Regions from separate parts of the Homo sapiens genome. Here all the other regions are linked to region 1. Evidence: chromatin contacts called from ENCODE Hi-C or POLR2A ChIA-PET data. All regions are on one chromosome and are shown on one strand. Each heading gives the region's core, a stretch centred on a gene start or an enhancer-like site at or near the end of the contact. The rest is flanking DNA. Distances are from core to core; before and after follow the strand shown. Region 1 holds the start of PCNP (PEST proteolytic signal containing nuclear protein). Region 2 holds the start of ARL13B (ARF like GTPase 13B). Region 3 holds the start of IFT57 (intraflagellar transport 57). Region 4 holds the start of CD47 (CD47 molecule). Region 5 holds the start of LINC01990 (long intergenic non-protein coding RNA 1990).

Region 1 (2,797 bases), core at 157-2,656:
TTACCTTGAAAAGATCACAAGGAAAATGAAACAAACATGAATTAAGTACCTGTAAGATAGTTTGCTGGTTACTTTTACATATATGATAAATGATGGATCAGGGACTTCAACCTAGATCACAAAATCACCACCACACTGCCCTGCTTCTGTCATGGGAAACACACTTTGATAATTTCTTCATTCTTTCTCCACTCCCTGGACTTGAAGCCCGAGAAGTAATCCATCCGCAAATATTGAACACTTTTTATATTCATATATGAAACGCACAGTACACAGTTTTTAAAAACTGGTCTCTGTTGTCAAGGAACTTTTGAGCCATTCAGAGAGACAACACTTAAAACACACACACACACACACACACACACAAACTGAGGGAAGTATGAAGTGACCAAATAATGGTATACAAAGATGATCTCATTTGATCCCTATTACCACTCTTTGAGGAGGTACTATTATTATTGCTCTTTTATAGAGAAGAAAAGGTAGCTCTGTAGGCAGTAAGCAAGTCTCAAGGTTACTCAAGCAGGAAAGGGCAAAACAGATTCAAATCCAAGTTCTGACTCCTAAGACTTTCTCTAACTATATATGGTAAGACAAACCCAGAAACTCCAGTTCCCTAAGCAAGTAATAGACCCCATTTGGCTAGGAGGGCTGGATAAATACTGAGAAAGGGGGAAGATGAAGCCGAAAAGGTAGGCTAGGGCCTAATGTAACTCACGGACTTCAGAATGCAGACTGTAGGAATCCACTAAAGGTTTCTTATTAAGGCAGAAATTACTGCAGTCTTAACTTGACATAGTAGTTTCTCAACTTGGTAGAAGCAGACTATACAAAAAGTAACTTTACAGTTGGCTACGTGACTTAGACAAATTACTCTCTCTGACCTCAACTCTTACAGGTAATTGAGAGGAGAATTCTATATTTGGACAATCGCCGTGATTAAACGAGTGTATGAAAGGCGTCTGAAGCTAGGGGGCGCTAGATAAACACTGATTTCCCCTTTAGGGAAAAAGAATGCAGGCTTTTTGTTTACATAGAGTTGGCAGGCATGCGTTATCCAGCAAGGCCGGAACGGAAGACACTCTCAGCCTCAGCTGCAACCACATCTGGGTATGCAGAAACCTTCTAAGATCCCAGCGTTTCCAGGGAGATGCTCCATTTCCCCTCACTTCTCCGGACCTGTCGCTAGACCATGAAGACCTGACTGCCCTCTAATAAAGTGCCTAGCCAGCACTCTTAGACCGCCCAACCTTCCCAGCTCTTCCTTCCGAGGCGGCTACTCGATGACATCACATCCACTTCCGCTTCCGAAGGCGGCCTCTTTTCATTCCTCGGGACCGCTCTAGGCTGCCACCACGCCGGCTGGCCCCAAAAACTCGATGGTTGTTGGGCGGGGTCGTGACGTCCTTGGCGTGGCTGCAGGGGAGGCCGCGGCGGGGAAAATGGCGGACGGGAAGGCGGGAGACGAGAAGCCTGAAAAGTCGCAGCGAGCTGGAGCCGCCGGAGGTGAACACAACCCCAGCGTCGTGGGCAGCGTGGGATGCTCCGGGCCTTTCTTTGAGCTCCCAGGGTGGGGGGAGTGGGGTGGGGCGAGAATGGGCGGATCTGGACCTCACCCGGCCAGGTGTTGGGCCCAGACCTGCCTCGGGCACGCCCGATGCGGCCCTCTGGGCTCCGGGCCTACATCGCCTCCTTGCCTGGGGAGAGCCGGCCACTGTTCGTCACCTCCTGGCCCCAGCGGAGGCCCTGATTCCGAGGAGAAGGGAGATGGGCGCCAGAAAGGGAGACCGAACTCGGGGTGGGACCAGGAGCGGCGGTGCAGGAGCCGCTACCGCCACACCGGAGACGCACATCACACAAAACACACACACCGGAGACGCTCATGAGACATAACATACACACAGTGCGAGCCACCGAGTAGTTGCCGCGGGAACTGGCCGCAGGCTGAGTTTCTGACGGTGCCGGCCTCTCAGTTACACGCAGGAGTTAATTACGCTTGCTGCTCCCTTTTCACTGAGGAGGTGGACAACTCCGGCCTGCTCTCTTTCCTTTACTTCCAAGTTTAATATTGACCCTGTGACAGGATGGGCCGAGGTGATGGAGGGGAAGAGGAATGCCTTTGCCTGCCCTCTGGTTTAAGCTGCGGGGTCTAGGGCTAAGGTTTGGTTGCTTTTCTTTGAAGTATCTCCCTTAGGCTGTTGCCAGCTGACCGCTTGCCAGATACTTAGGCGACTAAATAGTCTAGCGTGACTCTTCCTGTATTTTGTTACGACGTTAAACTCAGGTTACAGCTATCCTTATTCTGTCCATTCCACTCCCTAAATTCGGGTCTTGTGCGTGAAGGAAAAGAAACGTAATCTCTCCAGCTCCCTCTTTGCACATAACAAGACAAGTGACTTAACACGTGCGAGCTGTTTAAAATGTTTTTAGAACATTTTAAACATTATTCTCTATTCTGACCACCTTAGTTATCATTCCCGAAATTATTTAATATGAGAAAATAGAAACGATTAATAGCATATGAAGGCCACTAGTAGACCTACTAACATAATGTTTCATGTTAATTGCCTTGGGAACAAAAATTATTGAAAAGATTAAGTGTAATGTTAATTACTTTGGACCCAGGATTTCCTTTTTAAAAAACACGTACAATTCTGTTAGTTAAGCTGGAACTCCATCTCTCTCTTCCCTCCCCACCCCCTGTCTTTTTTTTTTTTTATAACTAGTAAAATACCTTATGAAAGAACAATTTAAATTTAAACCATCTACTACTTTCTCACTAGGGAATTTTTTTTCC
Region 2 (2,797 bases), core at 180-2,679, 7.6 Mb before region 1:
CAGAGACTAATTTAAAACCTATATGTATCTTAGTCTCAAATCATTATATTCCCCGCGAATACACTGGGATTCTCAGTGCCTTCTATCCTTTCATCAGGATTTGAAAATATTTATTTAAGTAGAAAATGAATGGACACACAGATCCCTACATATTGTGCATAATTTTTTCCCTACAGGAATGTCCTTGTCATTTCTTTTTCTCCAAAGTATATAAAAGAAATGCAAATATTACATACCTCTTTAAAAAATAAACTATTACAAAACAGTCAAGAGATAACAATCTTCATCTTGCAGATACCAAATAGCCAGCAATTTATGTACCTAAAAATCCTGAAACAAACATACATCAAAATGGTTATTTATTTATTTTTGAGACGGAGTCTTGCTCTGTTGCCCAGACTGGAGTGCAGTGGCGCGATCTCGGCTCACTGCAACCTCCGCCTCCCGGGTTCAAGCAATTCCCCTGCCTCAGTCTCCAGCGTAGCTGGGACTACAGGCGCGTGCCACCACACCCGTTTTTGTTTTTTTTTGTTTTTTTTTTTTTGTATTTTTACTAGAGACGGGGTTTCACCATGTTAGCCAGGATGGTCTAGATCACCTGGCCTCGTGATCCGCCCGCCTCGGCCTCACAAAGTGCTGGGATTACAGGCGTGAGCCACCGCGCCCGGCCCCAAATGGTTATCTTTGAGAGCTCCTGTGAGATCTCATTTTCTTCATCTTGTTTCTTTTTAGTATTTTTCACATTTTCTACAAGAAATGCATTTTTCTTTTGTAATCACAATCCCCCCTACAACAAATATCATACAATTCCGTTTCACATATGTAACAGTAATAAACGTTTTAGAGATTAAGGCTTCACTCTCATCTGAACTACTGAGAAAATTTAGCAAGCGAATTTCCCCCTTGTCTTTAACTTACAAGAATTGCCCCAGTGTATTGTTCCTGTAGTCATGCTGCCTAAGTCGGCCAGAATTCTAGAGGGTCCCCATCCCTGAGCAAAAAACAAACAAACAAAAAACAAGAAAAAAGAAAGAAAGAAAAAGAAAAACCCATGCACAAGACCTGAGATCTCTGAATCTCAGTTGGGGACACTGGAGAAAGGAAAGGAACAGCACCGTGGATTGGCAACACATTTTATGTAGGTATAAAGATAGGCCTTGCTGGAGATTTGTCCCGGATCCTCCAGCTTATCTCCGGACGCTCCGGTTGCCTAGTTACGAGAACGAGCTACCTCGAGCTCCGCCTCCTTCTTATAGAGTACTCCCCTTTCTCTTTTCCTAGTCTCGCGCAGGGGCGGGTAGCCAGGACTCTTCAGCCACTCAGAGGCCTCTACCTCAGGACCTCAACCGATGATTGGGCGAGCGCAGTACGGGCGTTGCCTGGGGAACGCCTTCCGCGCCTCGAAGTAACGTCAGCACGTCGACGCGGGGCTTTTCTTTAGCCGGGTCCCGCTAACTCGGCTACGGTGTATCTGCGTCTTTGGTCAGGTTGTTCCTTGGCTAAGAGGGCAGTCGTCGCGGACCCACGCGGTTAGCAAGGCTTAGTGCTCGGGCCGGCCGCCTTCACTTCCCTCCCGGCTTTTCCTCCCGACTTATCCACTTTAGGGGCGTCTCGGAGTGCCGGAGGCCCCCGGGGAAGAGCGGGGTGCCGGTGTCCGCTCCGGGCTCGGATGGGAAGTGGTGGGAGGAGCGACCCGGGATGTTCAGTCTGATGGCCAGTTGCTGCGGCTGGTTCAAGCGGTGGCGGGAGCCTGTCAGGTAGGCTGGAGCCAGCTGTCCTGGCCGTCCTAGGGGTTGGAGATGGCTGCGCCCCAGGGGCGAGGCGCCGCCTTTTCCCCGCGCCTGGACGAGTCTATCCCAGGCCGCAAGGGATGCTTTCATTCCCAGGGTGTCCCGGGAGGGAGAGATTGGAGGATGTAGCCTTGTTGTCTGGTCGACTTTCTGTTGCGATTGACAATGCTTACCGTTGTTATATTTTAAATAGGTTTGAATTTGTTAAAAAGTGTGTGTGTGTGTGTGTGTGTGTGTGTGTGTGTGGAATTGAAAACTATCCATTGTGTGTTTTTCCTCTGAAGCTTTTGTAATGGAAATTCTTTTAAAAAGAGGGGGACATGGAATATAGTTTTCATAATATCCGCACATTCCATTCCAAGTCACACCTCCACACAGTTGTATTTGAGGACGTGGGCTTGAAATCTGGCTCCACTACTTAATAATTACATGACTCAACCATTTTGGCCCCACCTTTCTTAAATATTAAATGAGAGTGATAATACTCTGCTTTAGAAATATTGTATTCAATGAGAACAAGTGATAGTGTTTTCTTAACTGTAATGTAGCTTCCAATTTTTATACGGTCTCTAGTAAAACCTTTTAATTGAAAGGGTCCACTTTTTAACATTTCATTTTGAAATGCTGGAAGTATTAATAATTAGTACCTGTTACTTGATATTCATTCATTCAAAAAATATTTATTAAGACAATACCTTGTGCCAGGCACTGTCTTAGGAAATAATCAGTGAAATTGATGCTTTTGAAACTGAGGCCTAACCTATAAAGAGATCTTGTGTTTGTTACACAAATAATGTTGACTTCACATAGTTCTAGTCTGGAATTGGGCCAAGGGTAAGATAAAGCAAAGTTGTTTTTTTTTTTAAATTGTTAACATTTTAAGTATATTTGCCATGAGAATGAACTATCCTTTAAAGAATGAATCTGAAAAGCTACACTTACACATTATAACAGAAAATACATGTCTAGATTGGAAAAAAAGTAACTTTAAATGAAACTAGAGATTC
Region 3 (2,797 bases), core at 122-2,621, 6.6 Mb after region 1:
TACCTTTTCTAACATGGATCAAGCAACACTACTTTTTCCTTTATCTTTTCTCCGACCATGGACTAATTTAATATGAACAGTTTATATCAAGCCTACATATCTTTCAATTCAAGTTATTGGAAGACAGCAGTGGAATGAGATTAAAACTATCAAGGGAAATTATTTGAGCCTGGCTGTAGACATTAAGTACTATAGATTCTTAATACTGATTGCCTTTTATGGAATAAAATATACAAATGTAAGTATTAAAGTGAAAGAAAAGCTATAAAACTGATTTATCTGGCTACTGCTAAGCTACAGTGATTTGAGGAGAAGGTCCTAGCTGACCACTACCCTCAGCAAGTAATGGCATTGCTTTCAGGATATGTTGGACTTTTCCCCCACCGGAACAAGGGTAAAACTTTAGGTTCTATGATAGGGGGACAATTCAATAGTTGTCATTCGTCTTTTCCACTTTTCAGTTTCTGAGAGTATGGTTATTACAAAGGCAGAAGTCTTTTAAACCATAGCAAGTAGTTAACAAGTTTACTAACCGCATTTAAAGTGCTCCTTAACAGGATCCTAAGTACCCACGGTCCCCAGTTGTATGAACAGGGTCTTAAACAACAACAAAAAACCCCAAACTAGAAAAAAAGCCTTAAGTGATAATGGCATTCCTCTCTGGAGGCGAATTTTGGACGGTCTTATAATTTTTCTAGACATTTACTTGTGTTTTTCTGAGTTTTCTTCAATGAGTATTTGTTTCATCTTTACAATCAGAAAATATAGTTTGTGTTTTCTGGTAATGCGTGTGTGTTGGAAAAAAACAGGCAAGCTGTCTTCCGATCCTTTCTGCCGTTCCAAAACTTATTTATTCTCTCTACAAAAATACCAAGTCAGGGCTGCGTGAGCTCCACGGACCTCCCGGGAGTTTGGGGTGAAGTGCCCTTCCCTGGCTAGGAAGACGGAGGCAAGGAATTGCTAACCCGCTCTCACGAAACTGGTTCCCAGCAGGACCAAGGAGGGCATCTCCCTGGGGGCTAGCAGGCACCCGGGCGCTCGGGGACGCCGGCACCCACCTGGACGGGGCCTTCAGGTTGCTCTTCCGGAGGAACTCCTCCTCGTAGCGGAGCAGCTTCAGCTTCTCCACCAAGTCCTCCATCACCACGAACATGTGGTAGGCCGCGCCGGGCCCCCGCTCCAAGACCACTTCCCCGGTCCCTTCGCCACGGGACCTAGGCACCCCATCTTCCAAACCCGACGTCGTGACGACGGCCAGAGCAGCAGTCATCGCAGAACGGACAGAGTCCAGCGTGGGCTCAGGCCCACAGACCTCTGCGGCCTAAGCCGCCAGCCCTGCCGCCGCCAGTACAGCCACGACCGGTTACCAGGCGACCACCGGACAATCCGTCACCAGGGAAACTAGACTCCGCCTCCTTCCCTCCAATCAGGGCGGCTTTCCTGAATGACGTCACCTGTGGCCCTCTTCTTGCCCTGCCTCTGTGGAAATGGTGGTCGGGAAGCAGCCCCGCCCCTCATGGAGGCGTGGCGTTCGCGCCCCACTGCCGGCTGCGTCTTCTCCCTCGCTGAAAGTCTGAAGGGAGCCGGCTTACGTTTCTGCTCCGCTTGCCTAGTGAGTCTTGAGCTGGCTTGAGGTGTGTTGGACCTGGTGGTTGCTAAAAGCAATTAAGCGGGCATCTGGGTCAGCTAGTAGCTGTTAAAAAGATTAAAGGGAGGTGAAGACGTGTAGCACTGAAGGCTGCACTGGCTCACTGATACCTTTATTTTCTCAGAATTGAAAAGTTTTTCATAGTTGTAAAGATAGTCAATACCATAGGTTTCACTTTTACTGCAGGAACTTTCCAACGAGAGGTTTCTCTCGTTCTTTCTTTAATTTTATCTTTCTCTCACTAGGCAATGCTGCACTTAACAGTATATTGTAAAGCTTGAAGTACTGTATTACGTTGCCTGGCTGTTACTCCAGTGCTAGGAAAGTGGTTGGAAGGATGAGGAAGACAATGAACAAAAGGAGGCATTTGGAAGGATTTGTTTTACTTCAAAAACAAGAATACTAAGCTTCCATCCTGCTGCTTAATCTGTTTCAAACCCATTACATGTAGTATAAAGTGTTTGGGTACTTCGTTAAATCCAACAGAATAGAGATGGTCTTAAAAGGAATTTCCCTGCCCTAAAGCTCTAAGGGTGGCTAAAGATAGGGTGTTACTACTGTATTCTGCAGTTATTGACCTAGAAAATTTAAGAAAAGGTACATAACTGACCACAGAAATGGCCCAGCTTTACAGTTTTCAAAAGGCTTCTGTATTAGGCAATTTTCTTAACAGTTGCAAAAAATGAGGTAAGTGGTGGATGCCTGGCAGTTTTTGGGAAGAAAACTTAGTACAAGAGATTGAACATATGTTCATGTTTATAACGTGACTTTTAAGGGCTCTCTGATCTCTTGTATCTGCCACTACAAAATATAGAAGGGCTACATTTTTGGACAACTGAAATTTGAAATGTATCTACAATATCCTGTTTTTATTAGAAAAAATGAGAACACTTTTCATTGTAATCCGTCTACAGCTAACTTGTTTCTGATACTAATAAGGTTATCAAAGTGAAAAGTCAGAAGGGCAAATACCATTTTTTCATTAAAGAAAGGAAGTACATAAAATTACAGACTTATGTAGAGAATAACCTGAAGGGCAGCCCACTGAGAATTGCTTTTTAAATAAATAACATTGCTTGCCTACCACAAGTCATGAGCCAGCTGCTTTTAATAAAGTTGAGTGAGAAAATTGGATTTGATGTTACCCCA
Region 4 (2,797 bases), core at 144-2,643, 6.5 Mb after region 1:
TAGATAACGGAGACCTGGATTCACAGTCCCAACATCCAGGATGCTCGGGGAGGGAGGAAAGTGGTAAGCAGAGACTTAAGGGCATCTTGGAAATACCTAAAGTCACAAGCCTTTAGGAACGGCACACCGAGGCTAATAATCAGTTTAAAATCGAATTAATTTAGCATTCTAGAATAAATGTAACAATTGCTGTCACTGGTGCTCAAGCTGAATTCTGAATCTTATAAAAGTTCACAAAAGGCTCTATGGATGTGAAGTGTGACAGGCACTCACTGTAGAGCTACGAATGTTTCTATTCCTTGCTCAGTTTTTACAGACGAAGCACACGTTTTACAAAAGCGAAATGGATTCCAAAAGCTCGGGGTGGGGGTGGGGGGGTGGAGGTTCTTTGGCGTCGAAAAACACCAAATCCCATTCTGCTGCACATGTTTTGACTGGAGGTTACTGTCTTCCTATTTCAGGCGAAAACCAGATTACTTTTAAAACGGTTCCCCCAAATAAAGTGGGAAAAACTTCAACGTACAATTTAGAATGTATGCAAGTGGCTGATGGGGCGTGAGGGTCACGAGAAAGGAAGAGTTTCCAGCAAGCTTATTTTTAGGATTAAAAACGACAGCAAAAATTACACGGCCGGAAGATTCTTCTGATTGAATGCTGAGTTGAAAATGAAACTTAATTGTGTCCTTTACGTCCTCTTCGCTCCTATGTTCATGTGGGAGGCAAACGGCAGAAACCCCTTCTCACCGACTTCGCCAAAATGCGCACTTCCATCGCAAGAGGCCCGGGCCCTCCCACTCTCCCTCCCTCAACCCCAAATGCGTCTAAGCACTGAGAAGGGAGAGGGGTGCGAAAGAAGGGGATCCCTAGCAGCTGCAGCCCCTTGCCTCTGATCGCGCCCTTTCTTGCTAGTTAATTTTTGCGCGAGGTGCGCGGTTTGGAGTCTTCCTGTGTGTGTGCATTTGGAGATGGAGAACCGGGTGGAGGAGATGAGCCCCGCTCTCACCCAGGGGGAAGAAGACGACCAGGGAAAGGAAGGGAGGAAGAAGGGGGGCGCCCGATTCCCCGTGGGGCCCTCCCACGTCTGCACTTCGGGCGCTCAGGGCCCGAGTGTTCTGCGCCCCGGCCACCCTCTTCAGGGCGCCGCCGGGCTGGCTGGGGCGCAGCCCACACGCCCGCGGGGGCGAAGCGACAGCAGCCGCAGGGCTGGGAGCGAGGAGCCACTCACCGCAGCACGCCGAGCCCAGCAACAGCGCCGCTACCAGGGGCCACATCTCCGCGCCCGCCGCGGGGTCGCCGCCGCCGCCGCAGGTGTCCGGAGCAGCAGCCGCCGCCGCCGTTACAGGCAGGACCGACCGCCGCCGCGCGTCACAGGCAGGACCCACTGCCCAGGCTGCACGGCCGCGCGCACGCGCGCTCCCACTGCTTCCCGCCCGCTCCCCCGCCTGCTCCCCGCCCGCGAGAGCCGCGCACGCGCACTCGGCCCCGCCCCGCAACCGCTGCTGTTGACGCGGCGCCCTCCCCAGTCGCAGGCTCCAGACCCGGGGCCCGCCTGCCCGCTCCACGGAGGCCGGATGCCTGCTCCAGGGCGGTGGCACGCGCCGCGCTTCCAGGTCACGTCCTGTCGCACCCGCCCGCCCCTGGGGTCCGCGTGCTCGCCCGCCGCAGGAGGCTGAACCCTGTGTTCCCACGCTCGCCGGGGACCTCATTGCACCCGTTCCTGTCCGCGGGTCGGTTCCTGCCTTTCGCGCGGCGCTGGGCCCCACTGTCCTCTCTCTCTACTTTTCTCCTCTTTGCTTTCACTCCCACCCTCGCGCTTCAGGGGCCGGGTCCCGTCCCGCCCCAGCCCGCGTCTCTCCCTGGACCCGACGTCCGGCTGCGCGCGTGGACCAGGACACCTAGGCTTTCACCAGCGCCCGTTTCCTCCGGACGCGGCCGTCTAGCGCCGAAGCGGTCCCTGAGCCCGAGGCCGCCACGCCCAGGGCAGGGCGGTGGTCGGGTACCTGCCCGCAGGGAGCTTCCACTCGCCCCTCGCGGGCTCTGCGTTCGGCTCGTCTACTCGCTCTGCTCTTCCCTATGCGGTTCTCTTCCCTCTTTCTCACTTGGTTCTTTAGTGTTTTCATCCTCTGATCAGGGTTAATCAAACAAGTTCCATTCACGGTGGTAAACATTGTTACCTGTGAACACCGCCACCACCGGGACTAGCGAGCATTGTCGCAAACAGGCATTAGCAGCGTATCCAACACATCCCCACCAGCAAGGTTATTGAGCTTGGTTTGTGACTGCCCCATGTGCAGCCCTCTGCGCTGCGCTTGGGTTTAACATGCTTGAAAAATGGGTTCGAAATGTGGCCGCAAGCCACAATAGGGACAAGGCTTTTGAATTTATCGCTGAATCACACAGGCCACATCATTCATCCTGAAGCAAAAGTCTTTTAAAGATACTTTTAACCGTTATCCTAACTGATGTACTCTCTTATCAAAAAGTCAGGCTCTGGTGGCTGCTCTAATGGAGTGCACATCCTGTCCACCTCCTTGATTGTTTTCCTCCTACCTCCTGGGAAAGAAAGCAATTTCCCACCACAATACCCCACTTCTCCAAATCCTCTACACAGTGCGGCTCCTCCCAAGCATCCCATTGCCACAGAAATAAAATCCAGCGTATGAAAGTGGCACTGTCTATGACACTCTGTACCAGTGTATTGTATACTATCGAGCTTCTTCCTGTAATTGCTTTTTTGTGTGAACCTCTTCCCCACAGCATTATCAATTCTTTTAAATCCGAGAGCATTTTAAGTATT
Region 5 (2,797 bases), core at 223-2,722, 5.9 Mb after region 1:
GATCTGAACCAATCCCAGCTGCCATAGCTCCGCGCTCCCGGGATGGGGCTGTGTTGCCCACGCCTCGCGGCGCGGGCGGACACACACCCTGCTAGGACTAGCTCAGTCCTCCCAGTTTCCCTTCCGAGATGCCTCGGAATCTTTACCACGGTTATCAAACGATTCTGTGGATCAGTAGTTCCCAACTTCTAGGGACAGACGCCCTTTTAAAATTCAACGTAACAGACCACCACCCTCCAAACAGACTGTGATAGCCGTATTTTTAAATTCTCTACTGATTGAGAAAACTCAAAAACAATTAAAAACTCCAATAGAGCCTACAGTACTTTCAAATGACTGTATATTTTAATTATAGCATTTGCATACAACTGAGTTTATTTATCTATGCTGTACGCTAAGTTTAGGGGCAGGCTTGGTGCACAGATGGTTTCGCCCACCCTTTGCACAGGGCAAGCCCCCCCCAGGCGCCCAGGCTGGGAGGCCCAAGTCCCGGCAGCTGCTGCGGTGGACTTAGAGGCAGCAGCTCCTGCTTCTGCCCCAAACGTTCAGTGTAGTCGGATTCCCGGGGACAGCAGGGCAGTCTGCGCGCACATCCCCGGGGCATCGCAGGACACCTGCTGCCCCCTATCGGTGGTGAGAACAATAACCCGAACCCGGTTGGAATCAACTGGAAGAGGCCTTTTGAAAAAAAGAATATTCCAGGACTACGCAGTAGCCAGACGACTCTCTAAGAACATGGGTTTCCGCAGTCAGCTCCGACTGCCTCGTTTTAATGCAGTTTTTCGCCATTGTAGGAGAGCATGCTGGATCGAAGAGGACTCTGACACTGCTTCGGTGAAGGCGGGGAGTGGGGAAGGGGGGGTGTTGAAGGGGTTCAAGATACACCCAAGGGTCTATTTGTTTTCCACCTCCCTATTCAGCAACCCATCTGGTCCTTATGCAAAGCACTTGCCTTCTCCCGGGATGGGGACACACATCAGAGCACAGCGTGGTGTTTTCCCAAGCCCCCGAGGCACCTGTTCCCTCACATTACACCTTGAGGAGAGTCCAGTGACCTCTGCTGCAGAGGCGACAAAGGCTCCCTGGGAAGCCGGCCTCAGTGGTGTCCAGGAATGGCTTTCAAACAGCGTGTACTCCTGTGGTCCCTTTAATAAACATAGGACTATGCTTCAGAAAAGCAAAAATAAATGCCGAGAAGTAAAAGGAAGCTATCGGTTACCCCGTTACCTCTGAAGCCTGTATATGTGAAATTTTCTTCTGAGACCGAGCATTAAAATTTGCTTCCACTTGGACATAGCCAAGATTGCTAACAGGCTGGGAACGTGTGTGTGTGCGTGTGTGTGTGTGTGTGTGTGTTGCTACATACTCTGGGATTTCTAATTTTATTTTCATCACTTTCTCCCCGCTTATTACTACCCCCCCACCCCAATACACACACACTTGGCAGTATCCTAACTTCTTCACTCTTGTCCACATTTGTCTTGGCGCTCTGGGGAAGAAGGTAAGAATAGATAGACGAACGAAGGTGCGTGCAAGAAAGGAGGGAGGGGAGGAGGTACGGTCGGCTTGCACACCAGACTGTGCTTGTTTGAGCAGGAATAGTGGCGGGGTGTCTTCGAGAGGATAACGGAAATGCCCCACCACACGCCCACAGCGCAAGTGCCGGCGTCCCCAATCGGCCAGTGGCAGCAGCAGAACCGGGGTCCACTTGGCACCTCAGGGGCTCTCGCCCGTCCGCTCTGGGCGTCGGGCTGTCCAGTTTCCCTGGGAATCTGGGAGAGGAAGGAGGCTTAGCTAGCTCTGTTCTCCCTGCCAGTACGCTGTGGCGGCGGCCCCTGGCCAGGGCCCGGCCAACTCCCCGCTCTTGGGTGGCTGCAGGTGCCCAGTGGCCCATCCCCAGCGGGGGCGAAACGCCGAGCTGGCCGAACCTTCCACACGTCCAGCTCGGAGTGCGTCTCAGTCGCGCGGCAGAGGCCCCTGGGCCCGGGCGCTCTGGGTTCCCGCGGCCTGTGGGCGCGGTGCACAAGGGCGCGGGCGGGCGGCGGCAGCTCCCAGGCGGAAGGCGCGGCGGGGCCACGGTCACCGCCGCCGCCGCCGGGGCTCGGGCGGAAGCGCGGGCTCCGGGGGGAGGGGCTGCCGCGCCCCCGCAAGGCCCAGGGATCCCGGCCCCGAGCGGCTCCCATCCGAGCAGCAGCGGATCCCGGGCCGCCCTTACCCTCGCCGGGCAGGGATGAGCCCTGGTCAGGTTCAGCCGCAACCCCGCGCGCGGCGGGGCGAGGCCGAAGCCCACGCAGGTCCGCCCGGTGTGCGTCTTTCACTCGCACACACTGAGCCCCTTGCCAGGCGCGCAGGCCCGGGCTACGAGGCCGGCTGCTCCGCCGTCTGCCACCTCCAGGACCCAGAGCCGCCAGCCCTGGGCTCCCGGCAAGCTGTGACTTCCCGGATGGGGCCATGCTTTTCTTCCAGGACAATCGGGGCTCCTCCCCTCCCGGCGATCTTTCTAGGAGGCCACCTCCAGAGATTGCGAGGCGATTTCCTCCCTGCCGGTACCAAACTGTAACTCCTCTCGCTACAGACGCGGAGAACCAAACGCTGACTATTTGGCGAGGGACCACCACCACCCAGAAAAACACACGGTTCAGTGTGCGTTGATTGTTTGCATCAGCGAGTTCATGGCGAATAGAAGTTCTCTATTTTTGATAGCCCTGATTTTCAAGCGTTTTAAAAGTTACGTTCTGTTTTCTGCTTGGTCAACAACACGGAAAATGGAATATTGCTTTTTTTGTGATTCAAAATC

Evidence for each region. A loop is a pair of places that touch in the nucleus more often than their neighbours do. ChIA-PET counts read pairs that join two places held with the same protein, here RNA polymerase II (POLR2A). Pooled maps may share reads with other maps.
Region 2: a pooled map shows a loop between it and region 1 (17-fold over the local background). The contact joins the promoter of ARL13B here to the promoter of PCNP in region 1. A Hi-C loop is called at or near these places in 4 of 50 pooled maps. POLR2A ChIA-PET finds 5 or more read pairs at or near these places in 2 of 52 experiments (OCI-LY7 and T-cell).
Region 3: a loop to region 1 is called in a map of B cell, with 9 times the contacts of the local background. The contact joins the promoter of IFT57 here to the promoter of PCNP in region 1. A Hi-C loop is called at or near these places in 2 of 168 maps with a recorded cell type or tissue (B cell and naive thymus-derived CD4-positive, alpha-beta T cell) and 7 of 50 pooled maps.
Region 4: a pooled map shows a loop between it and region 1 (7-fold over the local background). The contact joins the promoter of CD47 here to the promoter of PCNP in region 1. A Hi-C loop is called at or near these places in 6 of 50 pooled maps.
Region 5: a loop to region 1 is called in a pooled map, with 11 times the contacts of the local background. The contact joins the promoter of LINC01990 here to the promoter of PCNP in region 1. A Hi-C loop is called at or near these places in 4 of 50 pooled maps. POLR2A ChIA-PET finds 5 or more read pairs at or near these places in 2 of 52 experiments (H1 and OCI-LY7).

Annotation. Positions count from the first base shown.
Region 1 is chr3:101,572,774-101,575,570 of GRCh38, forward strand. PCNP (PEST proteolytic signal containing nuclear protein) reads left to right here and starts at 1,407. Exons shown (of 5, transcript NM_020357.3): 1 at 1,407-1,506. The coding sequence starts at 1,443. RefSeq lists enhancers at 618-1,563, 1,007-1,276, 1,377-1,506, 1,587-1,746, 1,767-1,926.
Region 2 is chr3:93,978,726-93,981,522 of GRCh38, forward strand. It overlaps ARL13B (ARF like GTPase 13B), which reads left to right and starts at 1,430. Exons shown (of 10, transcript NM_001174150.2): 1 at 1,430-1,757. The coding sequence starts at 1,699. RefSeq lists enhancers at 1,038-1,197, 1,468-1,597.
Region 3 is chr3:108,221,053-108,223,849 of GRCh38, forward strand. IFT57 (intraflagellar transport 57) reads right to left here and starts at 1,372. Exons shown (of 11, transcript NM_018010.4): 1 at 1,059-1,372. The coding sequence starts at 1,270. LOC124909405 (a long non-coding RNA gene) reads left to right here and starts at 1,553. Exons shown (of 2, transcript XR_007095999.1): 1 at 1,553-1,634; 2 at 1,894-2,797. RefSeq lists an enhancer at 1,091-1,350 and a silencer at 1,286-1,579.
Region 4 is chr3:108,089,638-108,092,434 of GRCh38, forward strand. It overlaps CD47 (CD47 molecule), which reads right to left and starts at 1,394. Exons shown (of 11, transcript NM_001777.4): 1 at 1,226-1,394. The coding sequence starts at 1,271. RefSeq lists silencers at 1,118-1,867, 1,888-1,937, 1,948-2,007.
Region 5 is chr3:107,429,458-107,432,254 of GRCh38, forward strand. It overlaps LINC01990 (long intergenic non-protein coding RNA 1990), which reads left to right and starts at 1,473. Exons shown (of 3, transcript NR_110039.1): 1 at 1,473-1,501. RefSeq lists a silencer at 2,019-2,268 and an enhancer at 2,479-2,668.